Linked DNA regions of Homo sapiens: regions 1, 2, 4 and 5 are each linked to region 3. Evidence: chromatin contacts called from ENCODE Hi-C data. All regions are on one chromosome and are shown on one strand. Each heading gives the region's core, a stretch centred on a gene start or an enhancer-like site at or near the end of the contact. The rest is flanking DNA. Distances are from core to core; before and after follow the strand shown.

Evidence for each region. A loop is a pair of places that touch in the nucleus more often than their neighbours do. Pooled maps may share reads with other maps.
Region 1: a loop to region 3 is called in a map of naive thymus-derived CD4-positive, alpha-beta T cell, with 7 times the contacts of the local background. The contact joins the promoter of PKNOX1 here to the promoter of PTTG1IP in region 3. A Hi-C loop is called at or near these places in 1 of 168 maps with a recorded cell type or tissue (naive thymus-derived CD4-positive, alpha-beta T cell), 1 of 37 single-sample maps with no recorded cell type and 11 of 50 pooled maps.
Region 2: a pooled map shows a loop between it and region 3 (13-fold over the local background). The contact joins the promoter of NDUFV3 here to the promoter of PTTG1IP in region 3. A Hi-C loop is called at or near these places in 1 of 168 maps with a recorded cell type or tissue (CD8-positive, alpha-beta T cell), 1 of 37 single-sample maps with no recorded cell type and 7 of 50 pooled maps.
Region 4: a map with no recorded cell type shows a loop between it and region 3 (25-fold over the local background). The contact joins the promoter of PDXK here to the promoter of PTTG1IP in region 3. A Hi-C loop is called at or near these places in 3 of 37 single-sample maps with no recorded cell type and 8 of 50 pooled maps.
Region 5: a loop to region 3 is called in a map of transverse colon, with 9 times the contacts of the local background. The contact joins the enhancer-like site here to the promoter of PTTG1IP in region 3. A Hi-C loop is called at or near these places in 2 of 168 maps with a recorded cell type or tissue (naive thymus-derived CD4-positive, alpha-beta T cell and transverse colon) and 6 of 50 pooled maps.

What each region holds. Positions count from the first base shown.
Region 1 is chr21:42,973,279-42,975,978 of GRCh38, forward strand. It overlaps PKNOX1 (PBX/knotted 1 homeobox 1), which reads left to right and starts at 1,284. Exons shown (of 11, transcript NM_004571.5): 1 at 1,284-1,386. RefSeq lists silencers at 472-631, 942-1,331, 1,462-1,781, 1,922-2,121 and an enhancer at 2,083-2,700.
Region 2 is chr21:42,892,042-42,894,741 of GRCh38, forward strand. It overlaps NDUFV3 (NADH:ubiquinone oxidoreductase subunit V3), which reads left to right and starts at 1,268. Exons shown (of 4, transcript NM_021075.4): 1 at 1,268-1,340. The coding sequence starts at 1,293. It also overlaps a transcript of WDR4 not described here. RefSeq lists silencers at 755-1,054, 1,395-1,644.
Region 3 is chr21:44,872,352-44,875,051 of GRCh38, forward strand. PTTG1IP (PTTG1 interacting protein) reads right to left here and starts at 1,339. Exons shown (of 6, transcript NM_004339.4): 1 at 1,151-1,339. The coding sequence starts at 1,265. RefSeq lists enhancers at 460-960, 961-1,461, 1,619-2,296 and a silencer at 1,053-1,702.
Region 4 is chr21:43,717,818-43,720,517 of GRCh38, forward strand. PDXK (pyridoxal kinase) reads left to right here and starts at 1,312. Exons shown (of 11, transcript NM_003681.5): 1 at 1,312-1,564. The coding sequence starts at 1,478. LOC124905032 (a long non-coding RNA gene) reads right to left here and starts at 731. Exons shown (of 2, transcript XR_007067896.1): 1 at 398-731. RefSeq lists enhancers at 614-663, 2,005-2,700 and silencers at 814-1,603, 1,644-1,953, 2,111-2,300.
Region 5 is chr21:45,890,911-45,893,610 of GRCh38, forward strand. All of the region lies in intron 5 of PCBP3 (poly(rC) binding protein 3), which reads left to right. Among named protein-coding and RNA genes, the nearest start is that of PCBP3-AS1, 56 kb to the left of the region's middle. RefSeq lists an enhancer at 1,237-1,958. Within about 2 kb of position 1,366, at least 4 of the 41 ENCODE cell types and tissues checked have a DNase peak (open chromatin) inside an H3K27ac peak, as active enhancers do; they include transverse colon, where a contact is called at or near this core.

The sequences.
Region 1 (2,700 bases), core at 34-2,533, 1.9 Mb before region 3:
CCCTCCTTGGGCAAGTATCTCAGGGCCTCCCTCTTGCCCACCCTGCTGCTTCCCATCTTTCTGAAAGAGGCGGCTCTGCAGCTGCACAGCACTTGGCCAAGACCTCCTGGCGGTGTGGAGCTCTGAAGACACAGGAGGGATGTCCTCCGAGCTGTTCATGCCTAGACCTACCCCCAGGCTCCCTCTAGCAATCAGCTCCAGTCCTGGGCCTGTCTGCCTTCCGGGAGGAGTGGGGGCCCACAGAGCTGCCCTTCCCGCGCTGTGTATGGACTCAAGGCACTGATGGCCTTCGGTGGGCCACTGCATAAATGGATGTTTCTGCAGTATTGAAGGCCAGTCAGGCAAACCGTGTGCTTTCCTACGCAGTGGGGAATGTGTCGCCCTTTCCTTACATCTTGGAGACCAAAGCCACCATCTGCACTTGTGGGTACATTGTGGCAGTGGTCGGTTAGGGTGGTCTTTCAAAGCAGTTTGAAATGCAGACACTTGTGGGCGTCCCCTAAGGCAGGTGCCCTTTACCTGGAGGCCGCATTGGTCACCTAGACCCGCAAGGCTCACCTGGGCCGGAAGGTGTGGTCAAGCGAGGCCAAGTAGCCCAGAGGCCACCCCTAAGCACCTGTGGACATCATGAGTCCTTGCTGGGGTCCTCACAGAGGGAAGACAGCCCCCAGGGTAAAGCCTCAGGTGCTAAGCACTCGCGCTGCCGCAGGGGGGGAGGCACGTGAGCATCCACTGTGCCGCCCAGGACGGGCCCACCCGGGCTCCAGAGCCTGGGGAGGAAGGCTGCGAGGCTCCCACGGGCTTACATTCAAACCGGGCACACACAGAACGGAGGCCTTCGGCTACGGGACGCCCGGCGGTGGGGTTACGGATGGTACAGCCCTCCCTCCCCGCCTGCTCGAGGCAAATGGTTTCGCCCGGCTACACACACCTCTCCTGGGCGGCAACCGAGGGCGCGGAGGGGGCAAGACGTGCGCTGAGGCCACGCCCCTACTGCATAGTCATAAGGCGGGAGGCTCTGCCTTCGGGGCGGGGCAGACAGCTCCTCGCGCTCGGGCGCGGCCGGTTGGGGGCACGGCCTAGCTCCGGGTGCGGGCGGGGCTGGAGGCGGGGCCGGCCACCGCCCGGTTCCCGCCCTCGCTCTCCTCCCCCAGCGATCAGGCCCCGCCCCGCGCCCGCCGCCGCGCAGGGAGGGGCGGGGCCCGTCTCCGGCAGGCCCCGCCCCCTCTCTGAATATTGATGCGGCGCGCGTCGGCGTCGCCCTCCTCCCATTGAGCGAGGCTGTGTCGCGTGGCCCAGCGTCGGCGTGACGGTTGGACGCGGGCGCGGCACTGCGGGTCCCGATTGCTGCAGCCGCTTGTCAGTGTGATGAAGATTGGCACCCAGGTAAGCTGTCACTCAACCGCTCCGCCGCCGCCGCCGCCGCTCTCGCCGCCGCCGTCCCTATCAATCACACCGGCCCGCGGCCGCCGCCCGCCGCCGCCGCTGCCGCCCGGGTCTGGAGGGCCGGCGCTGCCCTCGAGGGCCCGCATTTGACCCGCCGCCCGGGGCAGGGGGCGGGGAGGGGGCGCGGGTGGGGGAGGGGAGCGGGCACCCGCGGGGGAGGGGGCGCCTTCAGCCCAACCGGCGCGGGGGCGCGCCCAGTTGGTTTCTTAGTGTGGGTTGAGGGACGCGGAAATTTCTGGAAGGCGCCGCCGCCGCCGCGCTGGGCCTGATCGAAGCGCGCGCTCCTAACCGTCCCTTTCGGAGTGCGGCGCGCGCCCCGGCGCGGGGCGGGGGCGCGCGGAGCCCGGCGCGGGCGGGGCGGCGGGCGTGAGGGTCGGGGGCGCGCGGCGGGGCGGGGCCGGGGCGGGCGGCGCGCGTGGGGCCGGTCGGGTCCGCGGCCTCGCGGAGTCCTCAGGGCCGGCGGGGCTGCTCGGAGGGTGCGGGGCGCGCGGCGGCGCAGGCGGGAAGATGGCGGCCGCGACCCCGGCCCCGGCCTCGGCCGTGGCGAGCGGGTGGGTCGGGGTCCTGGGGGCGGTGGGCGTGATGGGGCTCGTGGCCCTCAGCCGGGCGCCGGCGCGGGAGCAGCCCAGGGCCGCTCGCTGACGGCAGTGTTTGGGGCCGGGTGCTGGGGAAGCGGTTCCGGCGTCCCGGGAATTGGTGGGAAGAGCCGCTTCTGTCACACGGGTCGTGGTAATGGATGACAGGAAGTGCCGGGCAGGGTCTGGGCGCCCTGTGGGTTTGCACCTTCCTTGTGAGGGAAATCGTGTCACTTAACGAAAAATGAAGAAACGCGGAGTCTGCTTTATGTCATCCTCGTGGCTCTCGAAATGCCTTATTTGGACAGTGGCTCTGCGACGGGACCAGTTAGGGCCTCCGTTCCGATGGCGGATTCCTGACGGGAGGCCCGAGGGTCCGGGAATGGCGGCGTCCTGAGGTCGGGCCCAGGGCAGGCCAGGCTGAGCGCCACGGCGGGGCCGCAGCCCTGGGGGGTGTTCCACCTGTGTGTGGGGTTCTCTTCCAACTCTACGAGAGTTTGCTTTTTAAAACAGTAGATGATTTTTCCTTAGGAAGTGGTTCCTCTTCAGGATGAAAGAAACCCCCAGCTTTAGTTAGGTCTACTTTCATGATTTTTCCTGGCATACTGAAAAATAGGCTTTCTCTAAACATAAGGAAGAATCGAGGTGAAATGTGAACCTCTGCCAGTATAGTTATTGG
Region 2 (2,700 bases), core at 18-2,517, 2.0 Mb before region 3:
AGGAGATGGAGACCATCCTGGCTAACACGGTGAAACCCTGTCTCTACTAAAAATTACAAAAATTTAGCCGGGCGTGGTGGCGGGTGCCTGTAGTCCCAGCTACTCGGGAGGCTGAGGCAAGAGAATGGCGTGAACCCGGGAGGCGGAGCTTGCAATGAGCCAAGATGGCGCCACTGCACGCCAGCCTGGGCTACAGAGCAAGACTCCGTCTCAAAAAAAAAAAAAAAATTTAAACAAAAAAAAAATCTTTTGGCATTTTTTTTTCTCCCTTTAGGGACAAAGGATCCCTTCTCATGATTATCCTAAGATCTAAGGTTATTCTTTTTGCCTCCCAGGGTGGATGGTGGCAGATGCCCTTGCATTTACTTGATAGCAGACTCCTCTTTGATAAAGGCCTTTGATAAAGGCCTCATTCCGCCAGTTTATCTTGCCACCTCAATGAATCGCTAGCTGTGTCAGGAATCCCTACACAATCCATTTAAATGACTGTGGCAGGGCCTCTTCCCCTGTGGAAGCTGAAGGTGGCACGTCCATCTCCGATGAAATGCGAATGGGGCTCTGGGCACGCGGCGGAAGGCAGAGAAGAGGCAGAGAAAGAAGCTAATAACTAATTACACCGACTCCACAATTACGACTAACGTTGGGGACGAACTCTTTGCTAAATAAACATTTAGGTGAAACAAAGCTTCCATTTCCAATCGGCCTAACTCTGGTATTAGCGTTGGCAGGGGCCATGCAGGAGGGGCAGTGAGCAGTGGTGGCCGCGTTGCCGACAGAGGGTGAGGGAGCTGGGCGCGTGGTGTGGGCGCCGAGGTCCCGAGCTGAAGAGCTTTAAAACCTCTCAAAACACAGAACTATCAATCAAGTAGGACCAGACTGTGCCCCCAGGGAAGGTCGCAGATTTAAGGCTGCGAGGACAAGGGCAAAGAAGTGCGAAGCGTTCGGGTGGACATGCAAGCCGGCCCAGCGCAGACGCCTGAGAGGGGTGCCCAGCAGCCCCCGCAGGTCTCCGCCGCGCCCCCGCCACAGCGCCCAGGCGCCCGCAGGGCACAGGGATCGGCACCAGCCGGTGACGTGTCCCTCACGCTGCTGCCTGTGATTGGTGGTCCCGATCCGGGGCGTGGCCCCAAGGGAGGCACTTAGCCCTACTGGGGATGCGCGCGCAGACCCACGGCCTCTGCTCCGCCCCCAGCTGGCCTGTAATTGGCGCAGTCGGCCCAAGGGGCGGCTGTTCAGGCGCGGGTGCGCGCGCAGCTGCTGTGGCCCTGCTTGGTGCGCCCGCTGTCACCGCCATGGCTGCCCCGTGTTTGCTGCGGCAAGGACGAGCCGGGGCGCTGAAGGTAAAGGAGGAGCCAGCCTGGGCTGGCTGCGCGGCCCCGAGCCTACGTAGGGGATGGGGTGAGGGGGCGCGGTGCTGGTCAGGTCCGGGCCTGTCCGCGACCTCTAGCCGTCCTAGTTGGGCCGCTGACCCCGCTCCCTGGGCCCAGGACTGACCGCCACGGGGCCAGGCCCGGATGTGGCCAGCGAGCGTCCCGCGGTTCCCCCGAGCCGGTCCGCCGCCGCCGCTGCCCGAGGCCCAGGCCGAGGCTGGCGTGCCCCGTGCCGACGGGCGCTCCCGAGGGCTGCATGCCTGGGCGGCAGACTCGGGTGGACGTTCCCAGGTGATGCTGCCGCGCGGCTGGGGTCAGCCGCTGTGCGGCTCCCGCACGGCTTCTCTGAAGGACAGTGACTTCTCCATTTAGCCAAGAGAGGAAATGAGGGAACTTTCAGGGACCTGGTTAACTTGGTAACTTACTGACAGCCGTTGAGAAGCCAGCTGACATGACCTGACCTGTGAAAAGGAGAAGAAGGGCTTTCTTTTCGGCAAATAAAAAGCTAAGGCCAAGGCCGGGCGCGGACACTTTGGGATTTTGCCTGTAATCCCAGTACTTTGGAAGGCCGAGCCAGGCGGATCGCTTGAGTTCAGGAGTTCGAGACTAGCCTGGCCAACATGTCGAAACCCCGTCTCTAAAAAATACAAAAAATTAGTCTGGCGTGGTGGTGCATTCCTGTAATCCCAGCTACTCGGGAGGCTGAGGTGGGAGGATCCCATGAACCCGGGACGCGGAGGTTGCAGTGAGCCGAGATCATACCACTGCACTCCAGCCTGGGGGACAGAATAAATAAATAAATAAAATAAGGCTAAGACCACTTCACTCTCTTACAAATTTTAAAATGGCTGTTATTACAAAAGCAGTAACTATTCCCTGCAGAATATATATGCGTGTGTGTATATATATATATAAATACATATTATATATATTATATATAAATATATATTATATATATATTTATATAATATGTAAATATATATTATATATTTATATAATATATAATATATTATATAAATATATATTATATAATATATATAATATGTTTATATAAATATATATTATATATTTATATATTTATATAATATATAATATATATTTATATATTATATATAATATATATCATAATATAATATATAATATATATATATTTTTTTTTGAGACAGAGCCTCACTCTGTTGCCCAGGCCCAGGCTGGAGTGCAATGGCACCATCTCAACTCCCTGCAACTTCTGCCCCCTGGGATTAAGCGACTCTCGTGCCTCAGCCTGCAGAATAATTTAAAAGTACAGATAGGGAAATTCATTGACAGTCTACCATTACTCCTTCAA
Region 3 (2,700 bases), core at 89-2,588:
AAGGTCACAAAAAGAAAAGGTGCTCTACTATGCTAAACAGACACTGACAGAGCCTGGGCTAACAAGAGCTGAGAAAAGTATTAGCCCCTCAAGCTGGGCCCAGGTCAACCCTAATTGTAAGGGTCAGGAAACTGAAGTTAAGGTGGCACTATTCCCCACCACTAGTGGTCACCTGGAAACTCCACACACGGAAGCCAGCATGACATTGTGAAACAGGTCCAACCATGACACTCTCCAGCTTAGAACCTGCTGGATTTTCCCGCAGCCCACCAGGCCCTGGAGGCCCAGCCCCACAGGAAGCCACCCTCTATAAACACTGCCGGTTTCTGGAACTCTGAGTCTCCTGTCATGCACTTTCCTCCCCCAGCCCCCGCGCCCTCACTGCTTCTTTCTTGGTCAGCCTCCCGGGGACTCAGCTCCTCTTGGATAGGAGCTCTGGCTGTCGGTCACCACTGTGGCCGCAGGGCCTGGTGCAGACGGGATAAACGATGAAGAATGCCACCTGCGCGTCTGGACAGCGTAGAACCGCAATCAGCTTGCTTCAAAATCAGATGCTACAGCCTGGCTTTGGGGACGCCTTCCTTTCTAAGGCATAAGTGCGAGCGTTCGCTGCTGTGCGTGGAACTGCGGCCGGGAGGGAGTGGCGGCGTGAACGCCGGCGGCTGTAGAGACACACCGGCCGCGGCCCCATCACCCTGCAGGGGCCTGCGGCCGCCATCCCGGCCTGCCCCCGACCAGCTGTGCGACCTCGAACACGTCGTGAGCCGGCTTCCCGGCTCGGGATCGAACCCGAGGAGTGCTGTTTGGGGTCGCAGTGAGGCTAAGGGAGGCCGCAGGTGCCAAGCGTCCCGCCTGCCGGGCGAGGGCCAACCCGAGGCCACGCGCGAGGAGCGGCCGCAGCGACTGGACAAAACAAAGACAAAGACAAAGACGGCTCTTCCCCTGCCCGCGCCCCAGCCGCGACGGCAGCTCCCGCGGCCGCCAAACGGGCGTGACCCTCGAGGAGCCTCCGTCGGGGCGCTGCCTGCGACCGTGGGCCCAGGCCGCCCGCCGAGCCCAGCGCCCTGGCCGAAACCCCGACCCCGACCCCGACCTGGACCCACCAGCCGCCCCGCCCCCTTCGCGGCCCCGCCCGCCCCGGCGCCCTCACCAGCTCCGGGAGGCTCCTGCGCGGCGGCCACCGGGATGAGCAGCAGGAGCAGCGCGGCGCCACCGAGGCGCAACCTCCAGTACGGCGTCGGCCCGCGGGCCACTCCGGGCGCCATGGTCGGCCGGTCGCTCTATCAGTCAGTGGAGCGTTACAACTCCGACTCCAGCACAAGCGGTCTCCGCCCGGAACAGCCGCGGCGCCGGAAGTGGACCTGCGAGGTGGGGCCATGCGAGTGCGCAGCCTCAAAAAGCAGCTCGCCCCGCTCCCTCGCCATCTGCCCCGCCCCTCGCCAACGGGCTCGCCTCCCGGCGCGGCTGAGGTTCAGTGCGCCTGCGCGATAGAGGAAAGGAGCCTGGTAGCGAGGAGAGCGGCTGAGGCTCAGTGCGCCTGCGCGGCGCGGATGGGCGAGGCGTGACCGAGGGGCGAGGCGTGACCGAGGGGCGAGGCGTGACCGAGGGGCGAGGCGTGACCGAGGGGCGAGGCGTGACCGAGGGGCGAGGCGTGACCGAGGGGCTCGCCGCGGCTCCTGCGCCTGCGCGGCGGGGAACGGCGACCGGCTGAGGGGACTAGGGGAGCGCGGTGCTTCGGTGGCGGAGGTCACGGTGGCCTCCATCCTAAAGGGCTGCGGGCGTCCCGGACGGCGGTCCCAAGCGCTGCTCACGCTGCTCTTAAGTGAGCCCTGGACGAGGCGCGGTGGGCCCTCATAGTCCGCGCCGGCGCCCTCGCTCCACACCGCGGCGTCCGGCCCTGGGCTCCCGCCGATGTCCGCGTGGGACTTTTAGGGGATTTGTTTATTTTTGTACGTTAACCACACTAGAAACGGCCCCAGAATGGGCTGAAACGTGTGCTGCTGAAGCTGCCACCTAAACTCCCGAGAGAAGCGCCGTTTCTCCTCCATGGCTTCTCGCCGACGCCCTCGCTGCGGCCTTCCGGGCCCCTCGGTTGATAAAAGGACTAAATAGTGACGGACATTTTTAAGGCTACTTAAGAAATGGCAAAAATACATTTAGAGGTGTGAACCCGAACACACTGCGCGCTTTAAGCCCCGCGAGAGCCGGGGCCGCCCGCTTCTGTGCGCCCGTAGCTCCTTTCTCGGGTCCGGGATTCGCCGGTGCCGGGGACAGAAACCTCCTGCCTTCTTAGTTCATGACCCTTGTAGATGAACTTCCCTGTTTTCTGCACTGCTTAGACCAGAAGACGGGAAACCGTGACTGCCGCACCCTTCCCTGAAGCAGGCACTGCCCGTCGTCCATCAAACGCGAGGACTGCGCCCACCTCGTAGGAAGGACGCCGCGGTCCTGCTAAAAGCCTCCGCCTCTGCCTGCCCGAGGGCACCCTTCCCCTCCCCGCTTCCGAGGGCGGACTCCATTCCTCTGGAGCCGGTGTTTCCGGGTGGGCCAGCCTCCAACTGCCTTTGAATAACCCCCCCTTACATTAGATTCTGACCCTGTGGTGATTTTAGGTTGGGATTTGGGCGCCTGCAGATGGCTCCGAAGCCAGCCTCTTGTGATCCGAGCCACTTCTCTGGCACTCGGAGCGCTGGCACCCGC
Region 4 (2,700 bases), core at 62-2,561, 1.2 Mb before region 3:
GGGTTCATGCAATTCTCCTGCCTCAGCCTCCCAAGTAGCTGGGATTACAGGTGCACACCACCACACCCAGCTAAATTTTTGTATTTTTAGTAGAGATGGGGTTTCATTATGTTGGCCAGACTGGTCTTGAACTCCTGACCTCTTGATCCGCTCAACTCAGCCTCCCAAAGTGCTGGGATTATAGGCGTGAGCCACCGCGCCCGGCCAATGTTAGCTATTATTAATGGACAATTATGACTAATTATGAAGTACTTTCTTTTAAAAGCCTAGATCTCTAAGTAATGTCTTCCTCCCTCAGTCCTCAGCACCCGCCTGGTCGGGCATTGGGTCTCACCAAGCTACAGAGCCCTAGGTGCGCTGTGTTAGGTCACCAAGACTTTAGTCTGGTGATACTGACCCCAGGGCCCCAAATCACCATGTCTGCAAGTCTGGAACCCAAAGGCCTCCGTTCCCCGGGGTGGTGCAGGGAAGCCGCAGGGAGTGCGTCAGCTGTGGAGAGCGTAGGGGTGGGAAGTGAAGGCTGTGGGGTCCCCCAGGGGGTCAGGTTCGTCCTCGAAGGCAGGCCCTCCACAGGAAGACCTGGTTGGGGTGGGATCGGACACGCGGCCCAGACCCAGGCACCTGTGGATGGACGGCCGGGCATGTGGCCATCGGCTGGGGGCCTCTGCAGGCCGCGCCACCAGAGTGGGCACTCAGGGTCCGCAAGGGTCTGGGGCGCCCCCAGAGAAGCCCGCCGCCCCAGGCCGGTGCGGAGTTGACTGGGTCCCCCCGGCCCCGTGTCTGTCAGCTCCCGCGCGGCCCCTGGGAAGGGACGCGGATCGGATGCGGGCTCCGGGCCCTGCAGGCAGTTGAGAGCGCGGTTCCCTTGGGTATCCGGGGTCCGGGGTCACTTTCGCGCCTCCGCACTATTCCCACGCCCGCGCGCACTCTCGTGGCCATCCGCGTTGCGAGAGTGTCGCGCCCGGAGGTCAGGGGCGTGGAGCCCGGGCCCCCGAGTCTCCCCTGCGTGCGGCGGGGCGCGGGGCGCGGGGCGCGGGGCGCAGGGCTGAGGCGGAGCACAATGGTTGAATGAATGAATGAACGAACGAATGAACGGCGCTGCAGAGCCCTCTCCAGGCGGAATGAAAGTGCAAACCCAGCGTTTCGGGCGGCAGAGTGGCGGGGGCCACCTGGCGCGGCCGCGCGGCCAGGGTCCGGTTTCGCTTCCTCCCAGCCCGGGGGCGGGGCCTGCGTGGCTGTCCCCGCCCCGGTCCGCCCCCGGCCAGCCCCCGGCGCCGCGCGGAACTCGCGGGTTCGGAGCCGCCCGCTGAGGTCAGAAGGAGGCGTCTGCGCTGATCGGGTCCGCCGCGCGCCAGAGCCAGAGTCGCAGCCGAGGGGAGCCGGGGCCGGAGCCCGAGCCCGAGCCGAGCCGGAGCCCGAGCGAGCGGCGGAGACCGTGCCCCCGCCTCGGCCCCGCGCCGCCGCGGCCAGGCCCGGCATGGAGGAGGAGTGCCGGGTGCTCTCCATACAGAGCCACGTCATCCGCGGCTACGTGGGCAACCGGGCGGCCACGTTCCCGCTGCAGGTACGCATCCGCCCGCAGCCCGGGCTTACGTAACCCGAGCCCGTGACCTTGGCGGGGCTGCCCGAGACGAGCCTCAGTTCCCCGAGGGAGGCTCGGGAGCTGCGGGCAGAGCCTGGCGCGGGCGCCCTGGAGGCAGGCGCGGGATGAGCCTCCCGCTCTGCTTGGCTTGCGGGGGCGGAAGCGGAGGGCTGAGCGCTCTGCGGGCCCCTGCGGGTGGGACGGGTCCGGCGTCGGGGTACGCGGGTAGGAGGGAGCCCTGTGCACCAGCTATGGCGCAGCCGCTCGTCCTCGCCCCTTCCCGCCGACCGGGCCAACTGCCGCGGGGGCGGGCGGGCGGTGCGGCTCCCGGAGGCGAGGAAATGTCGCAGAGCCCCGAGGAGTCCCGGAGCAGTCACGCGAGCCGGGACCTTGCCCCGCTGGAACGCAGAAGCGGCCGTGGAGCTCGAGACGCTCGCGCGCTCACCTCCTGGGCCCCTGTGCGTGGGGAAGTCAGGAAGAAGACGCCGAGTGAGGTCACGGTGCCCACGAGGGTGGATTCCCCTCGGCCTGACCACGCCAGGAGGTGGCCGAAGGGAAGAGGGTGGGGCAGGGGCTGCTCTGCACCCTCTAGCAGAGCGGCATCCCTGCAGGTGTTTGCTCTGACGAGGAGAAGCCCCAGAGAGCAGTTCGGGACTGTGCGGATTGGCTTTAGGGAGCCAGCTTTTAAAACGCGTTGGCCCACGGCCTCCTGGTTGCAGCTAAGTGGCCCGTGGAGGGGTAGGAGAGGCCTGGGTGCAGTGGCGTGGGTGTCACGCAGGGCCGAGGCAGAACCAGGACGACGGGCACTTCCTGGCCTTGTCGAGTCAGCAGGAGGGCTGGGGGTGCCCTGCCGGGTCGTGCTCTCCTGTGCTGCCCACCTGCGGCCTGGTCACTGGGGACGGGAGCAGGTATGCCTGGTCCCTGTGCTGGGCCCCACGGGATGTAAAGAAGGGCCACCTGGGCACGGCGGGGCCTGCGGTGCGGGCTGGCCTGGGAGGAGGACAGGAAGAGGGGAGCAGAGCTTCAGTGGAATTTGAGGGCTGACCTAGGCGTGCCCCCAGGAGGACCAAGCTGAGCAGAGTTGAGCGTGGAAAGGCAGGGGGTTCGAGTCCGAAGTA
Region 5 (2,700 bases), core at 116-2,615, 1.0 Mb after region 3:
AATAGAACCTGGAACTCTGTGCACTCCTGAGGGGAATGTAGATAATAGAACCTGGAACTCTGCACTGCTGAGGGGAATGGAGATAATAGAACCTGGAACTCTGTGCATTGCTGAGGGGAATGTAGATAATAGAACCAGGAACTCTGCATTGCTGAGGGGAATGTAGATAATAGAACCTGGAACTTTGTTTACTGCTGAAGGGAATGTAGATAATAGAACCTGGAACTCTGTGCACTGCTGAGGGGAATGTAGATAGTGGAACCGCCGTGCCGCAGTCTTGAACAGTTTCTTAGGAAGTTCCACGTGCTGCTTCCGCAGGATCCAACCGTTGTGCTCCTAGGTGGTACCTGCAGGAAATGGAAGTGCTTCCATGAGAAGAACTGTGCACAAATGTCTAAAGCAGCTTTACTCGTGTATCCCGCCTTGCATACAGCTCGAATGTTCTTCACTGGTTGAGTGGAAGAGCCAGTGGTGGTTTTTTCCCACGGTGGAATTCTAAACAGAAAAGAACTGTTTATATGCTCAGCAGCGTGGATACATCTTCTATAAATACTAAGAGAAGCCAGACACAAAAGAATACTTACGACATGATTCCCTTTGTGTCGACTTCTGAAAGTCCAGGAGTCTATAGTGACCGCAAGTGGGCACCTGTCGGCGGGCAGTGGCGGGTGGAGTGGGAGCACGGACCACAGGGGACCAAGGACTGCAGGTTCCTGTGAGCCACTGTGGGACACCCCAGGGGTATACACGGGCAAGATTGTCACACTGTAGACTTGAAGTATGTGCAGCCTATTAACCATCAATGATACCTTTAAAAGGCCATGACACCACATTACACACGCAAGGTTAAACGGTGAGTCGGTCTGTGCCACTGCACGGGGCCATCAGAGCTCTCTCTGAGCGCCTCCTCCCCTGGCCCGGCCCCTTCTCCTGCACAGCCCCGGGGCCTCTGCGCCCCTTTGACCTCAGCCTCCTGGGCTGTCTCAATTGCCCTGTGCCTGTCACCCAGTGGGAGCAGCCCCTGAGTCAGGACGTCCACACAGCCTGCCTTCCACAGAGCACCACCGGCCTAAAATCACCACAGGGTCAGAATCTAATGTAAGGGGGGTTTATTCAAAGGCAGCTGGAGGCTGGCCCACCCAGAAACACCAGCTCCAGAGAAATGGAGTCCACCCTCGGGAGTAGGGAGGGGAAGGGTGCCCTCGGGCAGGCAGAGGCGGAGGCTTTTAGCAGGACCGCGGCGTCCTTCCTACGAGGTGGGCGCTGTCACAGCGTTTGATGGACGACGGGCAGTGCCTGCTTCAGGGAAGGGTGCATTTAACCTGTCAGAGGGTGCGGCAGTCACCGTTTCCTGTCTTCTGGTCCTTGCTTATCAGGACAAAGGGGAAGTTCCTCTACAAGGGTCATGAACTAAGAAGGCAGGAGGTTTCTGCCCCTGGCATTGGTTAATTCCCTCCAGTCATCGTGCAGAACAAGGAAACAGAGTGCATTAGTCCCTGGCCTGAGAAAGGGGAGCTGCAAGTGCACGTGAGGGGCGCAGTCCCGTCTCTGACGGGGCGTGGGGGGGGGGGCGGTCCCGTCTCTCACGGGGCGTGGAGGGCGCAGTCCCGTCTCTCGCGGGGCTTCATGTACCAGACCGTGTTCATGTTCACACCTGGGAGGAGGGGAAGCAGGCATGGTCTGTGCGGCAGGTCCAGCCAACCCACAGGGCCTTGGATGAGTCTCTGCAGCTGAGGCTGGCACTGCCAGGGCTGACCCCAAGGCTGTGGCTAAATTGGGCTCCCAGCACTGGCCCTGTGTCCTCCGTGAGGAGATCTGCACCCCAGGTCTATGCATGGACTGTCCCCACCCCCAGGCCCCAAGCTCAGCTCCCTTCAACCTGTGTGTCCTCAGGGCACCTTCACTCCATCCACCTGGGTCTCCCCATCTTAGTGACCGTCTCCACTGTGGGTGCCAGGACCCTCTCTACTTCCATGGCTGTGCGTCAGGGCCACTGTGTGAGCTGGAAATCAGCGCAGGGAACTCTGGAGAGGGGAGGGAGTCCTGGGGAGGGGAGGGAGTGCTGGAGAGGGGAGGGAGTCCTGGAGAGGGGAGCCGATAATAACAGGGAAGCCCCATGAGGAGGGACCATGATGGAGCGAGGACTGAGTGCAGGAAGGAGGGTGTTCTAGGCCCGGGCAGAGAGGGGAGTCTCTAGGGAGGAGAAGTGCCGGGGGCTTTTACCCTCAGGGCCTATGGCAGTTGTGGGGTGATGGATGAGGCCTTAGACTAAACTCTGAGAGAATGGGATGTGGAGAGTTGTCTTGAGCAGGGAGGGAGTGGGGAGGAGGGAGGGGGCTCTGTGTTGCTGGTTGGAGGCATCCCTGGCACCTGTCACAGCAGGGGCTGGAGGGTGGGGCAGGAGCTGGGGGCAGTGGGGGTGGAAGAGGATGCAGAAAAGCTCAGATTGTGCCTCACATGGTGGGTGGGGCTGCTGGGCTTGTTAATGCATGGGATGGGGTGGGTCAGGAGTCGTGCTGGTCACATATGTCAGATGTGGGTGTCTGAAATCCCCGTGGCCACAGCTGTAGGCTGCATCCCCTGGGAGCTGGGGTGCAGAGTGTGTTCTGGCCTGAGGCACATCTGCAGATGGTGGTCCACAGACCCCCTGGGCAAGTGCAGACAGTGGGGAGGCAGGTGAGGGCCCCGGGTGCAGACGGG